2 separate regions of the Homo sapiens genome follow, and region 2 is linked to region 1. Evidence: read pairs that join two places in POLR2A ChIA-PET (ENCODE). Cell type or tissue: MCF 10A. All regions are shown on one strand. Region 1 overlaps UMAD1 (UBAP1-MVB12-associated (UMA) domain containing 1). Region 2 overlaps GLCCI1 (glucocorticoid induced 1).

Region 1 (4,000 bases):
CAGTCCCTTTCCTTCCATCTTATAAACATTTCCCAATCCCCGTTGGCATAAAAACACCACTGTTCTCAAGATACTGCTTGCTTCCCCTTGTTTAAGCAAGAGAGGTAGATGGTCTGAGTATGTAGGAACATTGGCTGTGATGTTGAGGGGTGAGTCAGGGAAGGCAGAAATTAGAGAGAAAAGACCAGTTAGGAGGGTGTCGAATTAAGGTGATGGTGATGGAGAGGAGACAAGTTTGAAAGGCATCTAGGAGGTAGGATTAATTACAATTTGACATTCAGTGATTATGAGAGTTGAAAGAATGATGATTCTTGTGAATTGAGAAAGTACAGAATGAGGAGGTGCACATGTACCCTAAAACTTAAAGTATAATAAAAAAAATGAGGAGCAGGTTTTATGGAGACGATCATGAGTTCACGATCGTCTGGAAGTGTTGAGGTGAACTGCTCTTGGACATCTAGTTGGAGAAATCAGGTAAGCAGTTGAAAGTATGGGGCATATGATGTATAACTTAAGAAAAATATTCGTTATTTAGAAATGGCTTTGGTAATTAAAGATGTCTTGGTGTATCTTGAGTTAGTCTTGGATAAGATCCCCTAGAGATGGAGTGAGAAGAGAGCAACCCTAGAGAGTAACACAGGAGGTGGAGGAAGAGGACCCTGTAAAGGAGCCTGAGAACAAATGGCAGAAAGAAAGAGGGCAAATATGAGGTAAATTTTTGTTAGATGGAGGTTTTTGTTAGTTTTTTTTTTTTTCTTGGAACGCTTTGAGGACAAGGATAATTGTATTGACAGCTTCTAGCAAAACCAGCCTAAGTTGTATATACCCAATAACTATGTATTACATTGCATTATTGACAGGGCTTAATTAAAATAAAGTCTCATCACTTGTTGAGAACTTCCTTTGCCTGAAATCACATATAGCTAGGGTTTTTGGAAGGAATGAGGTTGTAAATGAGACAGTTTGGAAAGGTAAAATATCAATATATTGGAGCTATATGGCAAAGCTGATGGTTAGGGGGTGCCATCGCTGCGGCAGCCACAGGATGTTATTTTCAGTATAAACCTCTTTGCTGATTGAGGTGATTTTGATTGCTGTCAGGTGTGAGAGAATAATCATTGGCTGCTAGCAGTTTTGCCACTGAAGTTGGGGGTTCACAGATCTGAACATTTTCTTGTACTTTAAATCTCCATAATGTTTTATCACATTTGAATTCCATTGCAACCCTCCAGTGATGAGTCAGAATTAAAAGCTGTTCTAAACTAGATTATATTCTTATGTTTCTACAAACAATCTTCTTAAGGGCAGGGATAGAAATTAGAGCAATCAAATAATTCATCCAAAGCCACTGAGGGCATGGTTTGGCCTCACATTAGCTATGGCCCACTTAGGGTCTCCATGGGTGGGGGTGAGAGTGGAGGGGCTGGTGCCTCAGGAGCTGTGCAAGGTTACCCATAGGAGGTGTGCAAAGTCTTAAAACTTCTATTTATAAGCAATTTTATCCTATTCTTAACAACTATTTTTGTATATGTTTAAAAATGTGCATTAGATATTAGTATAGTGCTCCATGCTTGTAGGTATATATATCTATATATATATGATTTACATAAATATGGCAGAAGCATGCTCTAACATTTTGAAATTGACAAGTGTGTGTTTGATTAAAAAAAAATACTTTGGAGACCTCAAGATTAAATTGTGATTACTGTTTGAGCATTGTAAATTAACTGGGAATATTTAGAAGTTTCTTAACAAACTTGTGTCAATCATTTTAGCTATTATTAGATTTCCAGTAATAGCTAAACCTTTGTGTTTTAGTTGCAAAATGCAGATGTGTTTCTTGACCTTAATTCCTTACTATGGATTTTAATGGAGAGCCTTAAAACACAAGTTGAAAACCGTTTGTTGTACTTTTTGTGAATATGCTGAAGTTTTCTCATGAACTAACTAATGCCTCTCCACATACGGTATGTTCTTTGCAGTCATTCTTTAGTCACAGGCAGTTTAAGCTGTTAAATAGTATCTTGCTTTGAAAGGTAGGCGGATGGCATTTCTATCTTCTGGTACATCTGGTAAGTTAATATATACAGTCTCTGAGTATCCTGCAGGGACCTGTTTTTACATGCATACAGGGATGTTTATGTAGAAATCAAAGGCCATGAATCAGAAGAACACAACTCTTGTTTCCAGTGTACTGGAGGCTTGAAAAAATTGGCTTTGAAAAATTGAAAGTAGTGTGGTTTGTTTTTATTGTGGAACCGATCAGGAAGAACAATTTACAGTCATTGCCATTCTTCACAGATGAATGGAGTAGAGGTGCCTGCCTCGTGAAATGGAGCAGCTGCGCCCGTTTTCTCTGGGCTCACAAAAACATTTGCTTTTTAATCGAGAACTTTAGATGGTAGGGTACAGTTTGTTTTCATGATGGAAGTGGTCAGTTGTGCCTTACCAGACAGCTGTAGTGTAATTAAGAAAAACTGTGTGAAAGTGGATTAGATATAACACAAGAAGCCTTTTTTATTTTTTTTTAAAGAGGGGTTTCCCCTTAAATTTATTCATTTTTTTCTTTAATGGTTCAAAGGAGAAATACTGCTATCATTCTGGTCCACAAGATTTTTGCTACTTCAGGATATCATTTAGCTCTAGGAAACATGAGATGCTCTGCTATAGAATAATTGCTTGTTTTTGTAACAAGTGCAAACTAAAAACTACAGGTTTTAAAGATGATTTAGTTTGTGAGAGATTTGCCTTCAAAACAAAGCTTAAAATAAAGAATTGCACAGTTATATTTACATTAACTTTAATGCATTTTAAAAAGTGACCTACTTTTATAATAAAGTTGTGAGGCTGCTTTTTAGACCTGCTTTGTACACAAGTTGCAACATTAGGGGATCTTTAAAAACTGTTAGGGTATTAGCTTTTTAAGACCAGAAACCATGAGAGGAGAAAATTATACTTTTCTTGATAAATTTTAAAATGAGTTAGTCAAATAATAATGAAATAAGCTGTTGAAGTGTTGATGTAGCTAAATGTGCAACATTAGGCTGTCAATTTACTTTGAAGAGCATACACTTACTTTATGCAGCAGACTTTGAAATAAGAATAGAAATGCCTTAATTTGCATCACAGTCTACAGTAGCAAAATGACTTTCAAGGTCAGAGGGAGCTTAATTTCTAAAAAAAAACACAATAACAAAACCAAACAGGAACCTATTGTGTTCACAAATAACCAAGATTTATTTGTACTAGACACTTAACCTTTATAACTTTTTATACAGATTGCCCAACACACTAGAAACCAAACTTTTCATCCTAAGCAAAGTAAAGGTGCCAGTTTCAGGTTTGCTTTAAAACATTTTTATATGTTGATTTTCTGGAGGAGACTCTTAGGCTTTATTTCAGTTAGGGGAATTTGGAAGGCTGGTTGAAGGGAGGAGGTGAGTGAGGAGTTACAGCCCAAATGCTCTTACCATTTCCAGCCTTGCAGCCCTGCCCTGGGAGGTATTATAAGGAGGACGAGTCTATATTAGATTGGTTGGTTTAGAGAAGAACCCTGGCTGCTGTTTCTCTCTGGCTCACTGATGGCGGCTCTCTACTGATTTCTTTTGTCTCTCCTCACCACAGACCCTAAGAAAACACTGAGAATCAGGCCATCCATTCTAAATGGCAAACCATGGCTGCAGCTTGATAGCTGGTGCTTTTTCTGTTTGCAAACTGAGTCCTCAGGTGCACCAAAATCTTCTTCCCCTTTCTCTGAGCAGCTTCTCAGGCTTAGATGCTACTCTGACTTCTCGACAGACTTCTGCTTCTGTAGAACATGAGCAATGTTGTTTAGGAAAGAATGGAGCAGAGTGTGGGGTGGATTAGAAAGGTAGAGTAACAATTAAGAAACTGAGGCAGTTTTTAAGGTCAGAACAATAATGAAGAGCATTGAAGGTAGATAGCAGCAGGATGCAGCAATAGAATTATGGGACATGCTAATTACTAGAATCAGAATCAA
Region 2 (4,000 bases), 200 kb after region 1:
TGTTAGGTGTCAAAGGTAATGGTGAGCTGGTGGATGCTGTGGGTTTCCCTTAGTGTTTTCTGTTTTGCTTTGGTTTTGTTTATGTCTAGGGACACAGTGCATGATTTAGTTGAGCCCTGGGGGAGAAAAGGAAGATTAGCCAAAACAGGGACTTAAAGCTCATAAGGGAGAGTGGAATAGCTAATATTGTTAGATACCGAACTAGAGCTACAGATGCTGCTGCTGCATTGTGGAGGGAACAGATCATACTGGGTGGAAAAATCTCTGCTTGGAAGGGAAACACTGTCAAAGTCTGTACATTGTTTATGTGGTATGTGGAATTTTTTTTTTTAATGGAGCTTTCTTGATGAAGGTGTTAGAGTTGGAGAAAGTGGTTGTCTGCATTATGATACATTGCAGTCTTGGTGTTTTTGTTTTAATATTTCAGACCCGTAATTAGCATGTTGCTAACGCACTTGTTTTCTGACCACTTGATGGTGAACCAGTGTAGGATGTAGTGCAGTGGGATGAGTACATGAGCAGCAAGAAATACATCCTGTAATCTGTATGCATTGGGAGGAATATGCTCCTGCACTCCTCCCCCAGGTCAAGCCAGCTGCTGCAGAAACTGACATCCTCCAGCAAATCCTGAATGAATGAATGAAAACAACGTGATCGCCCTAATAATGACCACAACTGAACACACATCTTTGGCTGTATTTTATAGAAAAGGCCACCATTTTCTAACAGATTAATGCCATATGCAACTCCTTTGCACATTTTCTAGAACTGTATGAAATGAGAAGTAACAGAACGAACAGAAAACAGTTACATAAATTTTTTAGTGATTTCGCTTCAACAGTGCACAAATTGAGTTTTGGGATTTTCTTGTAGGGACTAAGAGGCATAAAATAAGCATTGCAGATTGTGTACAGAGGGTCTGGTGGGTGTGAGTAAGAGAAGTTTCGGCAATTGCTGCAACAACATAATGGCCATCTAGTACCTCCTCCCCTTTTGTATATAAACACTAACATCTTACAACGGATAATAGTACAACTTGTTTTTCTGCATCCTTCAAAAGGCTTAATGGCCTAGGAATTACATGCTCCATCATCAAGCAGTTTTAATAAAATTTGTGATCTGGCTTAAACTATTCTCTTTGTTGTAGTGTGGCACATACGAGTTTAATGCGATTTTAATGCAATCATGATGAAAACACTTTTCTGAGTCTGGTTGTGCAGCAGACAGATTTGCAGTGTCAGAGAGCTTGTGTTGGGAATGCAAGGGCTTTCTTTGCTAAAGATGTTTTTCTGCTGTTTTAAACACCAGGTGGTTTTGTCAGTTTCTTACATTGCAGTGATTTTTGAATGCGGGCTTCTGTGCCCCCAGTTCCGTGATTATATTACTCCTATGTTACTTCTCCATGTCCCGCCTTTTACCCCCACTACCCAAATTAAAACTGTCCTACTAAACTGTTCTGTTTCCTTAGCCATTTAAAATCCATGATCTGAACAGTTGATTTAATTTTTCGAATGATTATCTTCTCAATTTCTTTTGAATGCTGTAAGGTTCTGACTTGAGTGGATTTTAGCCTCCACTGGTCAAGGTTCCTGCCGCTGCCACTGCTGCTGCAGACACTGACATCACTATACTGCATGAATGAAAAACAACAACGTGCTCCATTTCTTCCTCTGCTCTCCACCTCCTCCTTTTTCTGCACACTTCAGTGTATGTGTGTGTGTGTGTGTGTGCGCGCAAGAGGGTGTTAAAACTGCGTTTGAAACTACACTTGAAAGCATTAAGTAGTTGATGGCTCAAGGGGTAGGTATATAGTATAAAGGCATATTGTTTATGAAAAGCTGCAAGGGCTATGGGCATTTCGACTAAAGGTGACATAACTGAGCATTCAGTGTTTCATGCATTTCATCTGGAGTGATGATTATAGGAGAAAATATGGAAGCTTAAAAATGTTTTTATGATTCTTTTACCAAAAAATTATGAAACCACTCAATTTCTAAATAAATTATATCATTATCTGCGTCTTAAGCATTCTTAATGTGAATATTTGTAGGGCTAAGGCTAGAGTAATAGAGAATTGATATTCAGATTGTTTCACAAGGCTGAGGAAAAGCTGAATTCTATAAATAGGAATAGTCAATTTTAATATTATTATAATATTAATTTATACAACCCAGGAAAAAATGATAATTTCCTTTATTTTTGTAGTATAGTTTTAAATAATTTAAATGGTTACCATAATAGAAATACGTAAATTGCCAAATACCTTGCTGTATATATAGCAGACATGGAGTTTTACAAATTGAAACTGTTTTGTTTGTGCTCATGCATCATCCTCTTTTTGCTTGTTTTTTTTCTTTTGTATTTTTAAAACTTCAAGGTTTGTTATTTACATTCATTCCTGTACTTCTGCCATTAGTAAAATGTCATCCTCCCTCTTGTTTGGTTCTGAAGGGTATTGCAGTGGTGAATGACAGGCTGCTGAATGAATCCTCAGGCTCCCTGTGATGTGTTTGTAATAGACGTAAAATCATAAAGTATTATGCAAATAGTTATTTTTTTGTAATGGTAATACATAAAGTCTACCTTTGAGATAAATAGAGCAACTCAAATGAGAAAAAGCAGGATGTTAGTGTTAAAATTAATGATCTTTAAGCTAAAATCATTAGTAACAACCAAAAGAAAATATAGTAAAGTTGCTTCTTTTTGAAACCTCACAGACCAGAACCCATGGATTTAAACATAGAACAAATACAGTTTTACTGTCCAAGATAGTAAGTAGGAAATGCAAATCTTTGTGTGCGTGTGTGTGTGTGTGTGTGTGTGTGTGTTTTGTAAAGATAGATCATTAGGATTAATTATAAGTTCTAAAAGATGTAAAAACAGTCATATTTAGAATACTCTGGATGGAGAATACAGCTTATTTTTAAGTGTACCAAATCTGATAACAAAAACATGGAAGAGCTTGTAATTTATATAGCTCCTGTTTTGAAAAATAGCATATGTTAGTTCCTGATTTAACATATCAGGTTTATTTAGGCCTAATACTCTACCAGATTGCTAACTCTAGAGTGAAATTTGATTAGACTTTTTCATGAGTATCTTGAGAGCCTCATTGTTTTATACATAAAGAAGTTATGATTCTATTCTAAAAGATAATGCAAATATAATGTTAACTCCATGTAATATATGTTTGCCTGTGTTCATTCATTTGCTTTCAGTTTTTCTCTTTTCCTTAAATTTATCTTTTTAAGTCATTTTTATACTGTGCTCAATGGAATACAAAAAATTTTAATAACTTTTTCTCTTTTAAAAGAGATACTCAGATATTCTCTTTCTATAAAGTTTTATTCTCAGGCTATTCTTGAAAATTAAGATCCTCCCTTTCCATTTTAAAATTAATTAATTTTCCTTGAGTGCTTATAGATACTTGTTTCAAAGCTTTCTTCTACATTAATGTTTTAGCTTTTTCTAAAGAGACAGGTTTCACATACTGACTTTTGGGAAAGGTTTTCATTCTCAGAAAACTATGCTAGAGAGCAGCAGTGTTCATTATTTACAGAACTATTTTTTTCCATCAGTTATCTCATGGTGCCTAAAATTTCTAGATCAATCAGTGAATAGCAAAATAGATAAATGAATTTATAGTTATTTAATCAAAATCTATTGTCTTATGTTCAAAGATTATATTCCTCTCAAATAACTGTTATTGTAAGCGTATTGAATATTGAATACCTAGCATGTGTAAATCATCTTAATCAGTTTTTAACTGTATGTAAAGTTCTGTGTGTATATATCGAACTGGAAATCATTTTATTAATTACAGTACTTTTTACAGAAGGACTGCCGTGTACGTTTCTGTAAGGACTTAATGCAAATTAGGATTTGTACTTTGGGGAAATGTTGAAGGATAATGGCGTCCTTGTGATTTTTGTTTTACTTGTGATAAGTCAGACTACATGTGAATAAGAAAATAAGGGAGTAACTGGGCTCCACAGCAGTG

Evidence for each region. Peaks named below come from ENCODE experiments on the same cell type or tissue, not always from the same donor. Only the 100,000 strongest peaks of a DNase experiment are listed, where the experiment ranks them.
Region 2: POLR2A ChIA-PET joins it to region 1 with 14 read pairs; 11 of 35 experiments call an interaction of 5 or more read pairs at or near these places.

The regions. Positions count from the first base shown.
Region 1 is chr7:7,770,383-7,774,382 of GRCh38, forward strand. The region is part of intron 2 of UMAD1 (UBAP1-MVB12-associated (UMA) domain containing 1); the gene reads left to right. Among named protein-coding and RNA genes, the nearest start is that of RPA3, 54 kb to the left of the region's middle. In MCF 10A, no CTCF peak of the experiment used is centred here; a DNase peak (open chromatin) is centred at 2,139.
Region 2 is chr7:7,970,614-7,974,613 of GRCh38, forward strand. The region is part of intron 1 of GLCCI1 (glucocorticoid induced 1); the gene reads left to right. Among named protein-coding and RNA genes, the nearest start is that of GLCCI1, 3.8 kb to the left of the region's middle. In MCF 10A, no CTCF peak of the experiment used is centred here; no DNase peak of the experiment used is centred here.